Linked DNA regions of Homo sapiens: all the other regions are linked to region 2. A link is a loop called in an ENCODE intact Hi-C map of the cell type or tissue named here. Cell type or tissue: mammary epithelial cell. All regions are shown on one strand. Region 1 has its middle 24 kb from the start of SRD5A3. Region 2 has its middle 59 kb from the start of KDR. Region 3 has its middle 130 kb from the start of LINC02358. Region 4 holds the start of KDR (kinase insert domain receptor).

Region 1 (5,000 bases), 140 kb before region 2:
TGGACGTCTCTGCTAAACCCTCTAGTTAGTGGCTTTCTCTCTTACTTTAGAGGAAAATCCAAAGTCCTTACAGTGGCTGCAAGGGCCTGGCTGATCTGGGCCCTGCTACCTCTCTGGCTGTGTCCACTCCAGTCCTCCCTCTACGTTTTTCCTCAACCTGCTAGGTATGCTCTTGCCTTGGGGCCTCTGTCCTTCTGTTCTATTAGCAGCTCACCCCCATATATCTGCATGGCCTCCTCCCTTGCTTCTTTCAAGTCCCTACTCAAAATTCCCCTTAAGGAAGACCAATCCGAGTAAAACAGCTCCTCTGCCTCCTTGGCATTTCCCCCTTAGTGTTCTCCATGTCACTTACTACATACTGATATGCTGTGCATTTCATCATTTATGCACAGACTCCAGGAGGGAAAGACTATTTTATTCCCTGCTGTATTTCTAGTGACTGTGTCAGTGCCTGGCATATAAGTTCTCAATATATATTATTCAATGAATGAATTATTCAATATACATTCAAGACAGTGATAGAGGAAATGCTGTAAGGTATTGCCAAATTAATGATATATAAATTAATATTTGGGTTTGCTATTTATTATTATTATTACCATTATTACCATTTCAATAATTATATGTGACAGTAATCTGTTCATTATTATGTATAACAAGTAGGATTGATGTCCCATTATTTTATTTAGGTTAATGACAAAACATGACATGAGTAATGGATAAAACATGAGGAAATGGGACAATTGAAAGGAAGAGAGTGGGAGTTAAACTTTCCTTCCTATATGACTTACATCATAAAAAAATCATTTCATTAAGGTTCTTCCTATTCTACTTAGTATATTCAATTTCTATAACACAAAACTTCATTTCCTAAGTTAAATCTACATTTTCCATTTGGTATTCAAAAAAATGCTCTCTTGTGAGAGGAACATTTGATTCATATGCACAGCACACTGGGAATTGATTAGGCTTGATTAATCTGTCTTATAACAATCTTTACAAAGATGAGTGAAAATATTTTAACCACTTTTGCTCCTTGGAGTTACCTGCCAATATTATTTTAATTGGAACCTCACCTTTCTATGCAATGGATTTTATTTTCACAACCAAAGCTAACATCTATTTGAATTTTCTCTTAACAATGTGCTTAGTTACAAAGAGATTTTGGCATAAAATCACTACTAATTTTAGCTGTGGTTCCTACTTAAGTGTTTTCCTTAGTTTCTTTACATTGTTACTAGACAATGTAAAGAAGGGGATGTTTCCTGAGGTATAGACCCAATAAACAGAAACGAATGTTTTCATTCAACAAATAGTTATTCAAAATCTTGTATGTGCTAAATATATTGTGGGGAGCTGGACATTGGAAGAATGAATAAGACTTTCCCACAAGGAACTCAGTTACAAAACTATAATTCCTTCTTACTTAGCATAAAGGAATCAGTCTTCTTTAAATTGATTTTACTGACTCAGTGATTGGAATGTGCATTATTGATTCTGCACTCTGGCCTTTTTTCATGGCCGAAGTATGTTATTTGTAGTAATAGCTTAGACAGCAGAGGTTTTCTAAGTGTAGTCACTGACTTACACAAACACTGAATACCCTACAATTCTGTTACAAGGATCCCTAAGTACATCACATTTTCTTGTATATTTACAATAATGTGTTTTGTTTGCCAATGAAGCAGTAGTCTTACTTTATTTTTACTCTAAGCAATAGATGGGTCCTTAGGAGGATGTATTATAAAGTGGATATTTAGTAGTTTCAAGATCACCGGGGTTTTAGGGTCACCAGGTAGATAACCAAGAATGAGCCATGCCGCCAACACGGGTCTTAGTTTGCGCATTTGTAAAACAAGGGGATTGGATTACATCAGCAAGTTTCAAACTTAATATACATACTAGTTACCTGGGGATTTTGCTGAAATGCAAAACTGATTCAGAAGGCTGGGGATAAGGCCAGGGATTCTGCATTTCTAACAAGCTCCCAGGTAATAAATAACCATGCTGCTGGTCCCTGGCCCACATTCTGAGCAGTAAGGGTGAGATTAGTATTGTCCAATAGAAAGATAACGGAGCTACAGATTTAATTTTAAATTTCTAGCCGCCACATTAAAAAGATAAAAATAACTAGGTAAAATTAATAATAATTATAATAATAAATATTGTACTTAACATTATATAATCAAAAATAATTTTTCTGTCATCAAGATAAAAATTAGGAATGAGATGTTTTACATTCTTTTTTCCATCTTCAAAATCTGGTGTGTATTTTACACTCACGGTACATCTCAATTTGGACTATCCAAATTTCAAGTGCTCAGTCGCCACCTATGTGCTACTATTTATAGCCACACAGGGCCCTAATGACCATCTCTGCTACTCCTTTTAGTGCTAATCTTCTCCTAAGATTCAGGTCTATCTTACGTTTCAAATAGACTTCTGCCTCGAGGTGGCGCTAATGTTCTTTGTTTTGTCCCTGAAAACATGTTTTTGGATAGGGGAGAATTCTGCCATTCTTATATTATTTATTTATTTACTCATTTATTCCTTTCTTCCTTCATTTATTTAATAATTTTTGAGTCTAGAATCTACTGACGGTAAGTATATTATATTCTCTGTAAGCTTGTCTAATAACTAATGTCTAATAAAGTTATTATTAATTATGCCAAAGTAAATCATGGAAGGAATACTTAACGTCATTGTTATCCATTCTTGATAGGGAGCTGTATGAGATTGATTTCTGATTATATAATATTTTTAGATATAGGATGGTGACCAGGTATTTAATAGAGCCACAGTGGAAACAGTAAAATTGCTGACTAGTGTAGGTCAGATTTAAATACATTTGTGACATGATTGTTTATGAGAAGGAGGAAAACATTTCTCCATCTTCAATTTTATCTAACGCAGGATGACTGGTGCTTTGTATTGGTGGCTTGTGCGTTGAGTTTTCTGAAAGGGAAATGATGAATATAAAAAGTAACCTCAACATCAACTGTAATTTCGCCAATACACCAGGGATACTATACCTGAGAGATTACTTTTTTCTGGAAAAATGATTTTAATACTCACACTTAGTTTTAAGAAGGTATGCCCACTGTGCATTTTTCAAAAGCCTGATATTTCTTTTGCCTGAGTGTGCCTCTAATGATAACTAAAATATGTTAGGTTTTGTGAACAAGTGGGTTACATGAGTTAACTCACCTCCACAGTAAACCAGTGAGGTAGATACTTTTCTCATTCCCACATTTCGAATGAGAAAATGGGTGCTCTAGGTATTAAATAACTTGTCCTGGGCACATAACCATTAAGAGGTAGAATGTGAATTCATATTCAGTCTGTTTGATCCCAAGGTTTGTTCTCTTAACTACTACACTGCATTGAGGAAGCTCTCTTCCTCTATCTTAAGCTAAATTTAACAATCAGTCAACAAAACAGTCACCAAAACCACAATCTACAATATCCAAGTCTACATATCCATGATGGGGCGAGGGTTGTCTTTTATAATGATAACCCATAACATGCTTTAAACAAGGCCAGAGAGCCAAAAGCTCAGGTACCTTTTGTCATAGTTCTCATTTAACTAATGACTCCCTAAGCCAAGTCACCTAAACTCATTTTGTTTCGAGACGGAGTCTTGCTCTGTTACCCAGGCTGGAGTGCAGTGGCCCGATCTTGTCACACTGCAACCTCCGCCTCGCTGGTTCAAGGGATTCTCCTGCCTCAACCTCCTGAGTAGCTAGGATTACAGATGCATGCCACCACACCCAGCTAATTTTTTGTATTTTTGGTAGAGATGGGGTTTCACTCTGTTAGCCAGGATGGTCTTGATCTCCTGACTAAACTCATTTTCTAAGTGTATAAAACAGAATGAATAAGAAATCTCTTTCATGAATGTATAGATCGAATTCATCACCTGATTTCATGACAACTCACTTTACAAATATAAATTCCTCCCAGTAATCATTGTAAAAGCAAACTCACTATATTTTATCACACATAGATTTCCCAGCAGTTTTTTCATGTGCTCCCTTTTTGATGAATCCAAACAAAATGGTGTGTGTGTAAGTGTGTGTATGTGTGTGTGTGTATGAGATAGAGGTGAATTCACATCCTTTCTTTTCCACCTACTGGCTCTGTCATCTTGGGCAGCTTACTGATTCTCTCTTGGAATACCAGTTTCCTTAACTGAAAATCATGGTTGAGATATATTTTTTTTCCTGAGGATGTTTCATGAGAATGAAATGAGATGATATATGTGAAGTCTGTAGCACATAGTTAATCTTCAATAAATGTTAATTTTACAGAGCAATAATAATACAGAAATATCAGTAAGCTACTTGTATGCCTGCTTACTTGAGCTTTTAGAGGAATTTTATATCTAGTGACAAATGAAGGTGAAAAGTGAGACTATTCCCCAGGCAAAGAAAGTCTACTGCCTCCAACGCCCCCAAATTCTCAATTCCTTGATGAATTTAGGCCAAGTGAATCTAAATTATGCAGCAAACTACTTCAGTTCTTTGCTTTGGCAGTGAAAGCCACTTTTCTTAGTAATATCGTGGAAAGGGGCTTGTAAAGACATTGTGGTATTTGGTTCCCGATCTTATCCAAGTCACCTGGATGAAAATTTTTTGTCTTTCCTTCCCATATTTCAGACAGAGGATTTACATTACTTTAATATATTATTGATGCAGGAGATACTACGAAAACATGATTCTGGGCTGACTTTTCTAGGTCTTGATTTGGAAGCATAGCTTAAGGTTCACAGGCAGGAAAAAATATGTTGTTTTAAAAATGTCAACATTTCCTGATATAAAAGTGTTTCTTTTTTTTGGTTTCTTTTCTTCTTTTTATCTCTCCTCCTCCTCTTCATTCTCTCCCTCCTCCTTTTTCTTCTTAGTCTGTGTGTGACTCCATCTGAGAACATGCAAATTCTGAAACTTTTCACCAGGTTCTTGAAAACCAGCCCAAATGATTTTTCCTGATCAAATTTCCTC
Region 2 (5,000 bases):
CTTTTGGAAAATAGCCTTTTGTGATGGCTTTTCATTCTTGTCAAGATGGGTGTTCAGAAAGAAGTAATTATTGGGAGTGGACAACTCATAGAATGTAAAGCAGGGGTGCCTAATATAGTGGAAAGTAAGCAGATCTAAGGCTTTCCCTGCACTTCTGCTAGGTGGCTGCTGCCGTGGGGACTGCCCCAATCAGCAGACTTCTTAATTAGATGGAGAGGGAGCAGTGGGGTAAGAAACCTTGCTGTCAGCTTCCCTTCTCCCTATCCCTTCCCCTCATTCCTTGTCAGGAAAAAGGAAAAGTATAATTTTTTCATTAGAGATAACAGGAATCATGTTTGGTTTGATAGTATTTATAAATATGCTTCAATAAACATTCAATTGTGCTCACTTACAGTTTTACGTAAGCTGTGGGTCAGTTTCATACTGCAACAGTTCATTCTCATCATTTGGTTGTCCTTTATCATTCTGATGTGAAAATCATGTTGAAGGGGAAATTATTCGTGCATTATAATGAGTATAACTTGCATCCTAGGGGCCTTGAAATGCAGTTTGCTAAACTAAATACAAAAGACTACAGTCTAAACATAGAATTCGCCATAGTCAAGCTCTTCCTGTGAAGGCTTAAAGAAAAAAAAACAACCTAGGGAATTGTCACACTTCCCATTGTTATTCACACGCTTGTTTGGGATCTGATAATGGCAGCTGCCAGAGCCCTGACATTTCAGCAGAGAGGGGAAGCAGGGCAAAAGTTAGAAGACTCTGGATCTGAGGAGAACTCTCAAATTCACTGTAAGCCTCAGGCTGTCTTGAAAATGTGATAATGGTTGTAGAATTTGGATAGATGATTTCTCTAGAAAAACAAATTTTATTAGATAACAGCATGCATGAACACTACAAAACACAGGATTAAAATACCACTGAATCCTACAAAGTACTTTAAATTCTCCTTCTTAACTGGTTTGCCATTCAAGTCAATAAATATTTACCAAAAAATGACCACGTTTCTGGTCCACTGGGGGCAGTTGGGGTACGAAGATGAACAAGTCCTGATCCCTGTCTTTAAGGAGCTAATAATGCAGAGGGAAAACAGAAGTGTATACAAATAACTGCTATAAAATGTGCCTAAATGAGGCTTTATGAAGAATTGCCATTTGAACTGAACCTTGAAGGATTATTTAGTGGCTGCAAGAAGCAGATATGAACTCTGGCTAATTGAAGAGAAAAAAAAATTAAAAAAACACCACCACCACCAGGGGGAATCTGTTGGGGATTGTGGAGATAGCTCCTGAATTGAAGTAAAAAGCTGTACCTTTAAGGAAACATGTTATAGATTGATGTACTAGGGATTGATGGCAATGTTTTTTTCAGAGTATGGTCTATAAGGATGAGTCAACTCCAGTGCTTTTGGGTTGGGTCACTTCTCTTAAGGTACAAATTTCAAGGGAAGAGGGACTGAGAGGTCTTACCTGGGTCATATACCCATCTCTTGGCCAATGCAATGCCAGGGGAGTCATTCCTTAAAGGAAGAGCATAAGCTCTAATTAAAAGCCCAATAGCTCTGACGTTGGGCAGCACAAACCATGGACAGGTGGAAGGAATATCTGAGCAGAGATGCAGAGGCAGAGAAATAAGAATGTTTGGGAACAGCAAAGCATCTGGTCCAGTTGTGCATAAGGTGAAGGAAAGGCGAAGTTGGGAGAGATGAGGAAGAAGAGGCAGGTTGCAAGTGGGTGATGGAAGACCTTAGCTGCTATGTTTGGAATTGAAGATAGAGTCATTGGCAGGGCTGGGGGGAGCAGATCTGGTAAGATCTATGCTTTGAGAACAGTTCTCTGGAAACAGACTTGGGTTATAAAAGGAATTATGGGGCAAGAAGGCAAAGGATGTTGCCTAGGTGAAAAGGGGTAATGAAGGCTTTTAATGATATTATACTTAACTCTGAAATGACCACAGTGAACACTTTATACATTTTACTTTTACCCAGTAGAGAAGACAAGGCATGCATTTTCCCCCCTTTTAACAGATACAATACCAGAGGCTCCAGATGCTTAAGTGTCATGCTCTAGATATCATGATGAGTAAGGAGGAGCCAGGGCTTGCCCTTGGCCGTCTTCCTAGGGGCTCTTTCTAACATGTGAGACCTTGCAGCTGGATCCAGCTGACTTTGCTTTGCTGCACCACAGGCTGTGACCCATTTCTTCACCACCAGGATGATATTCTTTTGAGGTTGCGCCCTTGAGCAAATAGCTCCAGTACATCTGAATCTTGGCTTGTGCCTGATGTGCTTATGTGGCCTGAATGCAGGTTTTCTTTTTCCCTCATGAGAGAGGATTTTCCAAAAGGAGTTTCAAAAATAATCTGTGGTGGATACTGAACATGTGCTCAGCAGCTAAGTGAAAGGACAATGATAGTGTAGCAGGAAATGGCAGTGGAGTGTTAGGAATGTTGAGCTTTGGAGTCAGGTTGCCTGAGCTAAAATCTCTGCTCTGCCTCTTACTAGCGGTGTGACCTTGGCCAAGATACTTGACTTTCTAAATCTGTTTGTCTGCAAAATGGCGATAATAATGAAGTCACCCCATAGAGTTGTGAGGATTCAATGTGATAATGCAAATAGAGACCTTGGAAGAGTACCTAGCTTATCATAAGTATTTAATAATGTTGCTGTTCTGGTTATTGTTGCTATTGTCTTACCTAAAACATGGCGGGACGTGTTTCGTATAGTTCTGTGACATTTGAGCTTCAGTGCCATCTAGTGGCCAGGACATTTCAGAGGGTGCTATTAGCCCAGGTGTTGCACCCACAGGTGATGCGAGGGCTCTTATTCTGTAGCTTAATGACTCGCTGCTAACTGATTTCAAAGGTGAGTGCTGGGTATGCAGGCCAGGACTAGGAATATTGTGTGATCTGACCTCATTACTGGTTAAGTTGCATGAAGAGAGTAACTTTGTTTTTACAGACAGAAAAGGAAATCATCATGGCCACGGGATCTCGGATGCCTTCTCTTCCTTGGCCTGGCCACACAAGGGAACTCTGTGTTTCCAAAAGGTGTAGCTCCCCCTTGGAGCACGACAGGATACAGGCCGACTTGCCAGTGTAGTGGTTAGGAATGTGATTATCTGGTCCCGTGGTTTGTGAGTCACCAGCTGAATGACTGTAGCAAGTTACTTAACTTCTGTGAAGAGTAAAAATCTGTACCTCACAGGATTTTAATGAGAATGCACATATATGCTTAGCACAGGGCCTGATGCATAGTAGGTGCTCAGTAAACATTAGTTGTACTGATTTTTCACTTTTGCAATAGATTTTTGTGTTAAAGAGGGGCCATTCATTCATTCATTTTTTTCTTCACACATTCATTCCATCATTCAATTGCTATCTGGAGAACATACTGTGTACCAGGAACTGAGTTAGATGAAGCCTTGCGTAAAACAAACACAGCTCCTCATGGTTGTGGTGAAGGGCATTACACAAGCGATGCCAGGGGAGCTGGGTGTCCCTGAGCAAGCTGTGGACTGAACAGAGGACTTTCTACAGAGTATGATTCGCATCATAAGTATTATAGATTTGTACAAATTTACATGCAAGTTTTAAAGCAGATGGGAGTTTCTTGTTCTTAAAAAATATCAGTATATTTCAATGATTTCCAGAAGATGAAAGTAAAGTGCCTTGAGGAAGGGGTGCCCTTTGCTAATTTGTCTAAAAGCACTGTGAGGTAGACATGGCGATTACATTAAAGTGTATTGGATTCATTCATTGTAGCTCTGGTGGCTCAAGTGACCACTTTTATGTATTGAGGGACTAAAGAGCGTGATGTTTATTTATGTTTAAAATAAATCTATCTATCTGTCTATCTAATTAATCTCATTAGCCCTTCCTCCAACTTTTCTCTACATTAGCCTTATGTTCCTATTTTACTTCTTTTCACAGGAATGCAGCAAGCTCACAAAGTCCTGCTTCCTTTAGAAAATCACCCTGCAATGTACATCACAAATGAGATAATTCTCCTAGACTAAGTCCTAAAGTAGTGATTTTTATAAAGGGCGTGGTAAAGGATTTTGGGGAGAGGAGAAAGTTGTGTATGCTTGGGAAATAATGTACTCAATACAATAATATATTAAGCAATGAAATATAAAGCAACATAATATTATATACATAAAATATTCTGTATTATACTGAATAATAAAAATATATATTTATTTTACAATAGTAAAGATCAACAAATTCTTCCTGCTGGTGCACCTACACAGAAGATAGACTGCTCAGAGATATGTAGAGACATTCCCACACAGAAAAACCTACTGAAATCTAGCTGAGACAGTGGAGTAGGATCTTTCCATGTATCAAAATGGAACAAAGGTTAAAGAAAAAAGGGGTCAAAAAACTCAAAGGCTGGAAAATATCTGCGTAAGGCTTCAAACATCTCTTGAATGGACATTGCTTGGGGATTCCCTGATAATAGCAATAATGGTGATGGTGATGGCCTTGCTTTCGTGCCAGGCCTCAAATCCTCCTCACCACATGGAGGAGGAGGTAGGTACAAATGTTTGGTAGTGAGGCTGCCACGACTCCTTCTTTAGCAAAGCTCAATGACTTTTCTGGAATCAGTTAAATTTTTTCTTTCTGGGCCCTGCATCCCTGCTTGGGTGCTGTTTCTTGAGCTTCCTGAATAGCAAGCTCCTTCCTTGATCCTCCTTGGCAGCCTGTTTCATGAATTAGTTTTCCTTCATTTAGCTGCGTTCTTCAGACCCCAGAGGACAGTTGAAAGGTTAATTTTATAACACTTAATACTAGTACGAATCCTCAGGGTCAGGATCTTTTTACCAAAATACCACTTCTTTTATATTTCCTTTCCAGCCTTCATTGTTCAGTAGTTCTGCAGAAGTGATTTCTGCTTGAACACTGCTGGTAGGGAAAAGCACAGAATATTTCCTACATAGTTGTTTTTTGCTTTAATAACATTTGGCTTAAGAATGTCTTTTTGCCTCTTAAAAGTAGGATAT
Region 3 (5,000 bases), 210 kb after region 2:
TGTACATGTTCTGAAACACTTCCCTAAAGGACCTGAAGACCTCAGCAAGTAAGGCTCCAGGTAATGCACTGAAACAATTCTCTGATATAAAAATACTTATAGCCAATCTCTGTTTGTTTTTATTTTTCTATAAACAAAATCATGCTTGGATATTTCTTTCTAATGTCCCTTCCTGTGTATGTATCTATAGCTATCAATTATGTTCCAGAAGAATAGGCTTTAAAAAATTTTCTTATCTTGGATCCCTATATTCTAGGCTAGAGGGCCCTGAAATAATTCATTTTAACTATTCATATTGCTGGTCTTTAAGGACCAGTAGGTGCTCAGCATGTCACCATGGAAACCAGTGCAAGTGCTGCCAGATTTTATCGATCTTTTCTATCTAAAACTGTCCTGCTGATGTGCCTGTTAAAGATGGGAGACCCAGACAGTGGCCAGGATGAATTCCAAATATAACCCAATGATCCCAAGAGTCCAGAAATGTCACATTGAAAAGCAACATAACCAGCTGGCTGGCTGTCCCTCAGGGATGCCTCTACAGGGATGCTTTGGAAAAAAGAGCCTCCATAGATCCCTTAAGCTGACTCTTCCTTCTCCTTGGCAGGGTGAGAAATAACTTCCCTTGTCCGCACCTAGACCTTACTGCTGTACCTTTTCAGAATAGGTAAGGGATATTCATTCTGCAACCTTTGGGGTTCCATCTTTACAGAGATGCCTTTTGTGGCACATTGTATGTAGACAGCCAGCCCAGGGCCTTGAACCAAGAGTCTTGGCAACTATCATAGTGAGATGTGGATATATATTTTTAAAGTAGCTTGATAGAAACAGACATTCACTTACTCAGTTTTTACAGGAAAGAAACACACTGTTCATCCAAGGTGGATTAAAAAAGATATAGTGCAAAATTCTACATACGTTGTAAAAAATTATCCCATGTGCAATTACAAGCTTAATATACCATCATCCTTAACATCACAATGGGCCTCAACCTGCTCACCACCCCAGACATTCCTGCCAGATGGCATGTTCTGTGAGGAGGACCAATGCCAGCCTTGCTAATGCTCATCACCCCTGGCCCAATGCAGCCCAGGACCAACAAAGGATTCAATGAATATTTAGACATCATCCCTCTTGCTACTCTGGACTGTAATTGGCTCTTGAATAAATGAGTGAATAACACCTTGCTGACTAGTTAGTTCTCTCTTAAATTAGTTGTTGATGCAGTAGTTCTCAGACTTTTGGATTTCTCAGACCAGTAACATTTCAAAACTATACATAATGATGGTACATTAGAGTTTGCAAAATAAGGACTAATAACAAAACAGAATGAAATAACACATAAACACCTCTATGATGACCACTTCCTAGGAGAAGCTTTTTCTTTCTTTTTTTAACTTTAGAAAACATCTTGTACCATAAAAAGGCAGAAAAGATCTAATTTTAGAATAAAAATAAGTTCTTTAAATCTATCAAATTTAGATTTCTAGGCTGGGCGCGGTGTCTCACATCTGTGATCCTAGCACTTTGGGAGGCCGAGGTGGGGGGATCACCTGAGGTCAGGAGTTCGAGACCAGTCTGGCCAACATGGTGAAACTCCATCTCTACTAAAAATACAAAAAAAAAAAAAAATTAGCTGGGCATGGTCGTGGGCGCCTGTAATCCCAGCTACTCGGGAGGCTGAGGCAGGAGAATCACTTGAACCCAGGAGGCGGAGATTGCAGTGAGCCTAGATTGCATCATTGTACTCCAGCCTGAGCAACAAGAGTGAAACTCCATCTTAAAAAAAAAAAAAATTAGCTTTCTGAAAGACTTTTTATGATGTCCTTATTTTCTGCTTTTCATCACAGACCAGTGAAAACTTTGTCATGGATCAGGACTGGTTCTTTGACCAGTGTTTGGAAACCAAATATCAATGAACTATTTGCCTAAAATATTTTTCAGGACTAAATCATTTTCTACTTTTGTATTCTCTGCCTAGTGTTGTATTAGTTGGTTTCTAGTTTCAACATTAAAAAAACTATTCATTCCTTTTAGATAAAAGAGATCTATATTCTTCCCCTCTGTAGGTTGATTATTGGCCTAAAATATTTTCTGTTGTTATTATTTCCTTCTTTTTTTTCTTCTCTGCCTTGTGCTATCTGATTTTTTCCTATTTTATGGAGAATGGTTTTACAAGGTAAGGTATCACTCTTCCGTTTGTCGTCTTTGAAACTTATTGCTACCATCTGATATCCTCCTAATTCCTTTTACTCAAGGAGCTTAACGTGCTTTGCATAGTATCCCTTAATCTTCTAATCTAACATTTTCTACTTGGTGGAGGAGGAGGCAGGCATGTAACAAGGCCCAGCTTTGGTGATTTGGGTGTAAAACATTTTCTATCAACTTCTTCTAAATTGCGAACTTCTCCAAGGAGACTATGAAGTTGAGTAATGGGTTCAGGTTGCTTGGGGGACACTTGAATACGGTTCTCTAACTCCTGGCTTCGGTATCCAGAGGCTATTGCTGCCTTTACAAAACTGCTTGGCTGACTAGGTCCTGGGAGAGTTTGTCCCTCTAGTGGTTCCATCTCATTTTTGCAAGGAATAATGTGCCTATCTACCAGAAAATATTTACTGTTAAAAAAAAATAAATGTATTGCTCATGGTAAGAAAAGAATACCATTAAAGGTGTTATTTATTCTTATAAAATCAATTTTGTGATAGGGGTATTCAGCATTTTGCTTTCTTTTTCCTGGAAAGGAGTGAACCCTCACTGTTTCTAAGACGTCAAAGATAGCAAACCGTGCTAAGAACACCACCTAGCGTTTAACTTTGAAGTGACTGCTTGCTGTACCAGGCGACACGATTAATTTTAAGCTTTCCTCATCTGCTAATAAGAGGAAATGGTCCACTGTGTTGATTGTTCATTTTGATTTTTGCTTTGAAATTGAATTTACCTGTGATCTTAGCTTTTGAGTACTAATATTACGTATGTTTTTATTTTCCAGATAAGCGCATGAGCACATGATTTGGTTTTGTTAGTTTAAAAGAGGATTGACTTTGAAGTTCAGGCTCGATGCTCCTGAAAATTGATGAATTAGGTCTCGGATTTCACCATGTCCAACAAGCCTTCCCTGACCTTTCTTCCAAACTGATTTTCTGCTGTATGGCAGTAGCCCCATCTTTCCGTTTTTTAAGACTATGCATAGACATCATCGCCCTTGCTACTCTGAACTATAATTGGCTCCTCACTGTTTCTCATGCAATTGGGAACACATTCCTCGTGGGTATGTACCAGGTTTCAAGACCTGTGGTGTATCCTGAACCTAGCACATGGAGCTGCTTGATCAATACAGTTGAATGAAATGAAGGAATGAATATAAGAAAAAGTTTTTCTAAATAAGATGATAGGGCAGGATTCATTTTTGTCTTTGTAGTTCTCAGCTTTCTCCTATGTTCAGTCAAGTATTCCATCTTGAAATAGCTGAATTTAATTAAACTAACAACTCCATGTAAGATCTTAGCAGGATAACAAAAATCATGGTTTGAGGGCAAAACCTTAAATTCAAAGGTGAATGAAGCTTTGATGATGGTTAGGATACATCTGCCTTTAAAAATTGGGTTACCTGCTCTGTCTGGTAAATTTGAGGCAGACATAACTGTTCTTCTTCTGTACCAACATCCCCAAACACCCTGACCTGTTAAAAAAAAAAAAAAAGTGAAGTTTCTCATTTGCAGCAGGGACTAGAGCACAGGAATGCAAGAGGAATAGAAATGGGAAGTCTGGAAAAGGCAAAATCTCCTTTGAAGAATGTCCAGATCTCCTTCCCAGACCCACTGCTGACCTGGGATAAGTTCCCAATCATTCCCTGAAATTAAAAAATGTAGTCTTCTTGTTCCTTAAAGAGAGATGCTCCTTCTCCAACCCTGAAGATGTGACACAGGACCAAAGTTATTTTCCTACCTGACGTAGAAGCCTGAGGCCTGGCAGAGCCTGCTTCTGTGCCTCTGAGAGTCCAGTTCCTCTGAATCTGACTCAGAAAGCAGCCTTATTTTAACTAGCCAGGCCAGCCTATCCTCTCACTTTCTCCCTACCTAATAGAACCCTGTCTGGGGAAGGAGTAGCCATATATCTATCTGATGTGTGAAAATAATGAAACAAAGAAAAATCCTCTAAATTTCCCAAACTCCTTTGCAGATAGAAGTAGCCAAGTTTTGGCTGGTGAAATAGAAGTGGAAGTTGTTGAGAGGAACTTCCTAGAGAAGCTCCTTAAAAAGGGGTTGACTCCCATGGCATACTGTTTTGTCCACTGCTCTTCTCATTCTTCTTGTCTGGAGCTTGAACAGGATGGCTAGAACTCTGGCAGCCATCTTGAGGCCACTAGACAACCTTTAAAGATGACTGAACAGAAATGTAAAAGGAGTCTAAGTCCCTGGTGAATTGTGAGCTACCATTCCCACCCTGGACCTCCCATGTCCACATTCTTCATTACCTGAGAAAAATAAGTTTCCTAATTTGTTTAAACCTATGTTTTGGGGGACCTCTTTTACTTGGAGCTTAACACAATTCTTAACTGATACAAAGGGCTTTAGTAAAAAACATACTTATATTTAAAATCTGCTTAGCTCTCATATTCAATCTGTTCCTATAGTCATTAGAAAAAAAGTGTTGTGCAAAAGCCAAAATTGACAAATGGATCTAATTAAACTAAAGAGCTTCTGCACAGCAAAAGAAACTACCACCAGAGTGAACAGGCAGCCTACAGAATGGGAGAAAATTTTTGCAATCTACTCATCTGACAAAGGGCTAATATCCAGAATCTACAATGAACTCAAACAAATTTACAAGAAAAAACAAACAACCCCATCAAAAAGTGGGCGAAGGATATGAACAGACACTTCTCAAAAGAAGACATTTATGCAGCCAAAAGACACATGAAAAAATGCTCATCATCACTGGCCATCAGAGAAATGCAAATCAAAACCACAATGAGATACCATCTCACACCAGTTAGAATGGCG
Region 4 (5,000 bases), 59 kb after region 2:
GGAGATCATGGAGAGTAATTTATGCAGTGTGCTTTGAGTATGAACAATGTATATTCTGTATGTACAAGCCCAGAAAAGTAGCTGGAGACAAGAAGTGCTTAAAGATTAAATTAAATTTGTCTTGGGTGAGGCTATTACAATGATTCCTCATTTAAGCTCATCTTGACATTATTTTCACCATCGTAACCCCAGTTCCTGGTTCAATGCCTAGCATATAGTAGGTGCTCAAAAACTGTTGAATGAATGAGCCTGCTTAGCAGTTTAGATCTCAGCAGCATGAAGAAGCCCATGCATTGTAGTATAAGCAACCTTTGCAGAATGTTTCTTAATGTGTATCTGGTGCTTTCTATGTCCAAGATCTTTACTAGCTGTGTTGGGGCCTACTCCAAGTGCCTTACATGCAGTAACTCCTTTAATTCTTGTAAGAACCCTATGAAGAAGGTACTATTATAATTTTTTTTGTGTTTCATAGATAAGTTACTTGTAAGTTGGTAAAGATCACACAGATCATAAGCGGTAGATCTGGGAATAAAATCCAGAGTCTGTGCACTTAGCTACTACTCTGCTGTGGCATCTGAATAGCATCTATGGAACACTCAACACATTTGGGGCACTTTGCTAGGTGCCTTACTGTTGGGTTAACTCACAAAAGTCACTCCTTTGCAATGCCAGATAACGAGAGGGTGCTGCACATGGAACAGCCTTTCTTTCTTTCTTTTCTATCTTTTTTTTTTTTAACAGACTTTGCCATTTTTTTTGTGAACCTAAGGCACTTCTAAGTGCTGTGTGGGAGGGAATGTGGTAGACTGATTTCATTGAGACTCTGCCAAATTCTGGTCTTGCGGCCATCAAAGACGCATCATTTCCTCCAAGACTTCTAAAGGGGGCTATTACCACGGGCCTGCAGGTTCTGGTTTGCATTCAGAGGAGACACTATCTTCTTAAATGAGACATGGAAGAGGAAGTGTCATGAACTGTAAATAAGGCTGATAGGGAATTGTTTGGTGATGGGGATGGAGAAAAACTGCCCTCTCCAAACCAGGTTCCATCTCCCACCCCTTTATCCAACTTTGCCAGAGTCCATCCTATTTTATTTGCTGAGTTTACTAGCAGGAAGAGAGGAGTTTCTTTAAAGATTCTCTCCCCTCCCCAAATAAATACCTCCCAGATAAATATGAGTACATCTATATAGTAGAGCACTATGCCAACATTGAAAAGATGGAAGGATGGAGCTTTGTTCGCAGCCAGCTTAGGCAACATAGTGAGACCCTGCCTCTATATAAAAATAAATAAATAAATAAATAAATAAATAAATAAATAAAAGATGGAGCTTTAAAGGTTGATGTAGAACGAATCTCCAGTGTATATTATAAAGTGAAGGCTGGGCAGGGTGGCTCGTGCTTGTAATCCCAGCACTTTGGGAGACTGAGGCAGGAGGATGGACTGAGTCCAGGCATTGGAGACCAGCCTGGGCAACATAGTGAGACCTTGTCTCAAATAAATAAATCAAATTTAAAGGGAAAAAAGCCAAGGCTCAAATAGCATTTATACCAAGCAATTGTGGGAAGAGAAGGGTGACATGTCTACATACTTGTGTTTAAGAATCTGCTTGGAAAAAAAAGGAAACATAAAAATGCCTCTGCCAAAAGAAAAGTCTTTTCACTCTAAGCCTTTTTGTGTTTTTCCAAAATTTTTTTTTGCCATATACATTCATTATATTTCAGCATTAAAATATTTCACCTGTCAACTTGGAAAAGTAAAAGCGTGAATACAGTAAATATTTAAAAACAGATGAAGATAAGTAACAGGTTACATTAATTGTATACAATCAATCTAGTTTGAATTAGGTGTAGATATAATAATTCTGTGTGTTTATCTTGGTGAAGAATGGTCCTTTAGGTTGTCATTAAAAAGCACCTCTGGGAGGTAAAAGACATAGGCATCTGGAAGATTCATATTTAATGAAGTTAGGGGACATTTGATGTCACTCCCCAGGTGTGGGGAGATATGGACAGAAAACCAGAAGGAACGAATGTGGTCAGGAAGGAATTGGAGTTCCCCTCCAAACAGCTGCCACAAGAAGTCCACACACGTGGAGACAGTTGTGCAATTTGGTCACAGAGTGTCCTAGGTGCTTTTGCTTCATTGCTCCTCCACTGAAGCACGCTGGCAGCTGGCCTCCTTCCCCTGGGACTAAGGATATCTTGGCTGGAAGCTCTGCTCTGAAAAGGGGCATGGCCAAACTTTCACTAGGGCTCTTCGTTGGGGAGCACGATGGACAAAAGCCTTCTTGGGGCTAGGCAGGTCACTTCAAACTTGGAGCCGCCAAATATTTTGGGAAATAGCGGGAATGTTGGCGAACTGGGCAAGTGCGTTTTCTGATTAAGAGCAACCAGATTCAGCTTTTTAAACTACAATTATACTGGCCAAACAAAATACCCTTATACAAAAACCAAAACTACTGGCAGGAGTCGCTGCCAGCTTGCGACCCGGCATACTTGGCTGAGTATCCGCTTCTCCCTTGTGGCTCCAAACTGCTGCAGATTCTCGGCCACTTCAGACGCGCGCGATGGCGAAGAGGGTCCTGCACTTTGACGCGCCTGGTGAGGGAGCGCTGCTCTTCGCAGCGCTCCTGGTGATGCTCCCCAAATTTCGGGGACCGGCAAGCGATTAAATCTTGGAGTTGCTCAGCGCCCGTTACCGAGTACTTTTTATTTACACCAGAAACAAAGTTGTTGCTCTGGGATGTTCTCTCCTGGGCGACTTGGGGCCCAGCGCAGTCCAGTTGTGTGGGGAAATGGGGAGATGTAAATGGGCTTGGGGAGCTGGAGATCGCCGCCGGGTACCCGGGTGAGGGGCGGGGCTGGCCGCACGGGAGAGCCCCTCCTCCGCTCCGGCCCCGCCCCGCATGGCCCCGCCTCCGCGCTCTAGAGTTTCGGCACCAGCTCCCACCCTGCACTGAGTCCCGGGACCCCGGGAGAGCGGTCAATGTGTGGTCGCTGCGTTTCCTCTGCCTGCGCCGGGCATCACTTGCGCGCCGCAGAAAGTCCGTCTGGCAGCCTGGATATCCTCTCCTACCGGCACCCGCAGACGCCCCTGCAGCCGCGGTCGGCGCCCGGGCTCCCTAGCCCTGTGCGCTCAACTGTCCTGCGCTGCGGGGTGCCGCGAGTTCCACCTCCGCGCCTCCTTCTCTAGACAGGCGCTGGGAGAAAGAACCGGCTCCCGAGTTCTGGGCATTTCGCCCGGCTCGAGGTGCAGGATGCAGAGCAAGGTGCTGCTGGCCGTCGCCCTGTGGCTCTGCGTGGAGACCCGGGCCGCCTCTGTGGGTAAGGAGCCCACTCTGGAGGAGGAAGGCAGACAGGTCGGGTGAGGGCGGAGAGGACCTGAAAGCCAGATCTAACTCGGAATCGTAGAGCTGGAGAGTTGGACAGGACTTGACATTTTGCGATCTTTCATTTACCAGTGGGGAAACTGAGGCTCAGAGACTGGCCCAAGATTACCCAGCGAGTCTGTGGTCGCCTGTGCTCTAGCCCAGTTCCTTTTCTAGGACTCTGGTTTGCGACAGGGACCTCGGCTGGAGCATGTCCTGAGATGCCGACACACCCTCAGGCTCTTGGGAGGCTGGGGTGGGAAGGCGCCTGGGGTTGGCAGGCAGGAGGTGCCTCCGCAGGCGAGAACAGGCGGTGAAAAGTTGTCTGGCTGCGCGCAACATCCTAGTCCGGGCCCGGGGAAGAAAACCTTGCCGGAATCTCAGGCCGGGTCTCCCGGATCGGACGGTACACTCGGTTCTGCCTCTTTGCGGGACCCGGCCCGTTGTTGTCTTCATGCTCGAACACACTTGCACACCACTGTGTGAAGTGGGGTCTGGAGCGGAGAGAAACTTTTTTTCCTTCCTTGGTGCAGGACGCCGCTCTCCTTGCAGAGCGAAGAAGGGGGGGAATAGGGACTTGTCCTGGGGGCTTTGACAGCTTCCCCAAGGGTCTCCAAGTAACAGCCAACTGTCCTGCGTAAAGCATTGCACATCTTTCAAAGCGCTGTGGTCCTTGGTGTAAGCGCATAGTCAGAAGTTCAAGCTCCGAAAACCTTTCCTGTGGGCCTTGGTACCTAGCTTTAGTGCCATTCCTTCCTCTCCCTGCCGCCTAAAATTTCCGTCTCCTTCAATTAGGAACACACACGTTCTTCATGCAATAGCTGTCTGTCTTTTCTTCCTCACTTTCCTTTCTCTCTCAACCCCTTAGATAATATTTCTTTCCTGCAGCCAGTTTGCTGATATCCAGATTTCCACCCTTTGCAGGGTGAGAAAGGGGAAAGGGTCAGAGAAAGAAAAAAAAAAAGTCGAATAATTCAGGGAAAAAAATTTCTTACTCCCTAAGACAAGAATCACATGTCTTAGAAGACACTCACACCCACATACAGTACCAGGATCATCTGTCCATGGTTACTGAATTTTCTTTATAATGACTTGGTTCAACGGGTCCAGTCCACCATGGACACTCATTTGTCCCAGACAAGCCCTCTCTCTCCCCCTTTCTGGGCAGAGAATGAAGGTCTGGAACATGTGGTTGCTCTGTATTCCACAAAGAAGTGAGTTGCTTTTAAGCCTGGGGTGTTTCCTAGCGTAGTAGTAACGGCAGGCCGGTCGCCCTGAATATAATGGTGAACTTGCCCTTTTGGAGTGCATTACTTGCTTAATTGGATTGGGCTGTAATTGGTGCCATCAAATTCTAGAGACAGAGGCACTGTTGTTTTTCCTTCCCGTCTTTGAGCTGGAAGGGTAACAGTGCACAAATTAATTAATATTGGTTATGGGATTTGAACATAGAAGGGCTTTTTATTGAGTAGTAGCATGTGTACCTCTTACAGTTATTTCTTTAGAACTTTCTGAAGAGTCCAGCTCAAGCTTGCCAATGAAAACGAATGACATTTAATGGAGCAAAAACAAAAAACAAAAAACTATGTTGGTCTACAAATATGAATTTGAAGTTATTGAGAGCCTTGTT

What was found. Hi-C counts contacts between places; a loop is a spot of excess contacts. Peaks named below come from ENCODE experiments on the same cell type or tissue, not always from the same donor. Only the 100,000 strongest peaks of a DNase experiment are listed, where the experiment ranks them.
Region 1: it touches region 2 in a loop (9-fold over the local background); 27 of 110 quality-filtered maps call a loop at or near these places.
Region 3: it touches region 2 in a loop (13-fold over the local background); 6 of 110 quality-filtered maps call a loop at or near these places.
Region 4: it touches region 2 in a loop (11-fold over the local background); 15 of 110 quality-filtered maps call a loop at or near these places.

The regions. Positions count from the first base shown.
Region 1 is chr4:55,319,321-55,324,320 of GRCh38, reverse strand. No RefSeq gene overlaps it. Among named protein-coding and RNA genes, the nearest start is that of SRD5A3, 24 kb to the left of the region's middle. In mammary epithelial cell, a CTCF peak has its summit at 2,457 (motif pointing right); a DNase peak (open chromatin) is centred at 2,420.
Region 2 is chr4:55,182,556-55,187,555 of GRCh38, reverse strand. No RefSeq gene overlaps it. Among named protein-coding and RNA genes, the nearest start is that of KDR, 59 kb to the right of the region's middle. In mammary epithelial cell, a CTCF peak has its summit at 2,755 (motif pointing left); DNase peaks (open chromatin) are centred at 3,075 and 3,435; H3K27ac peaks cover 2,021 bases.
Region 3 is chr4:54,969,358-54,974,357 of GRCh38, reverse strand. No RefSeq gene overlaps it. Among named protein-coding and RNA genes, the nearest start is that of LINC02358, 130 kb to the right of the region's middle. In mammary epithelial cell, CTCF peaks have their summits at 2,565 and 2,787; no DNase peak of the experiment used is centred here.
Region 4 is chr4:55,123,553-55,128,552 of GRCh38, reverse strand. KDR (kinase insert domain receptor) reads left to right here and starts at 2,958. Exons shown (of 30, transcript NM_002253.4): 1 at 2,958-3,326. The coding sequence starts at 3,260. In mammary epithelial cell, no CTCF peak of the experiment used is centred here; no DNase peak of the experiment used is centred here; H3K4me3 peaks cover 1,422 bases; H3K27me3 peaks cover 1,158 bases.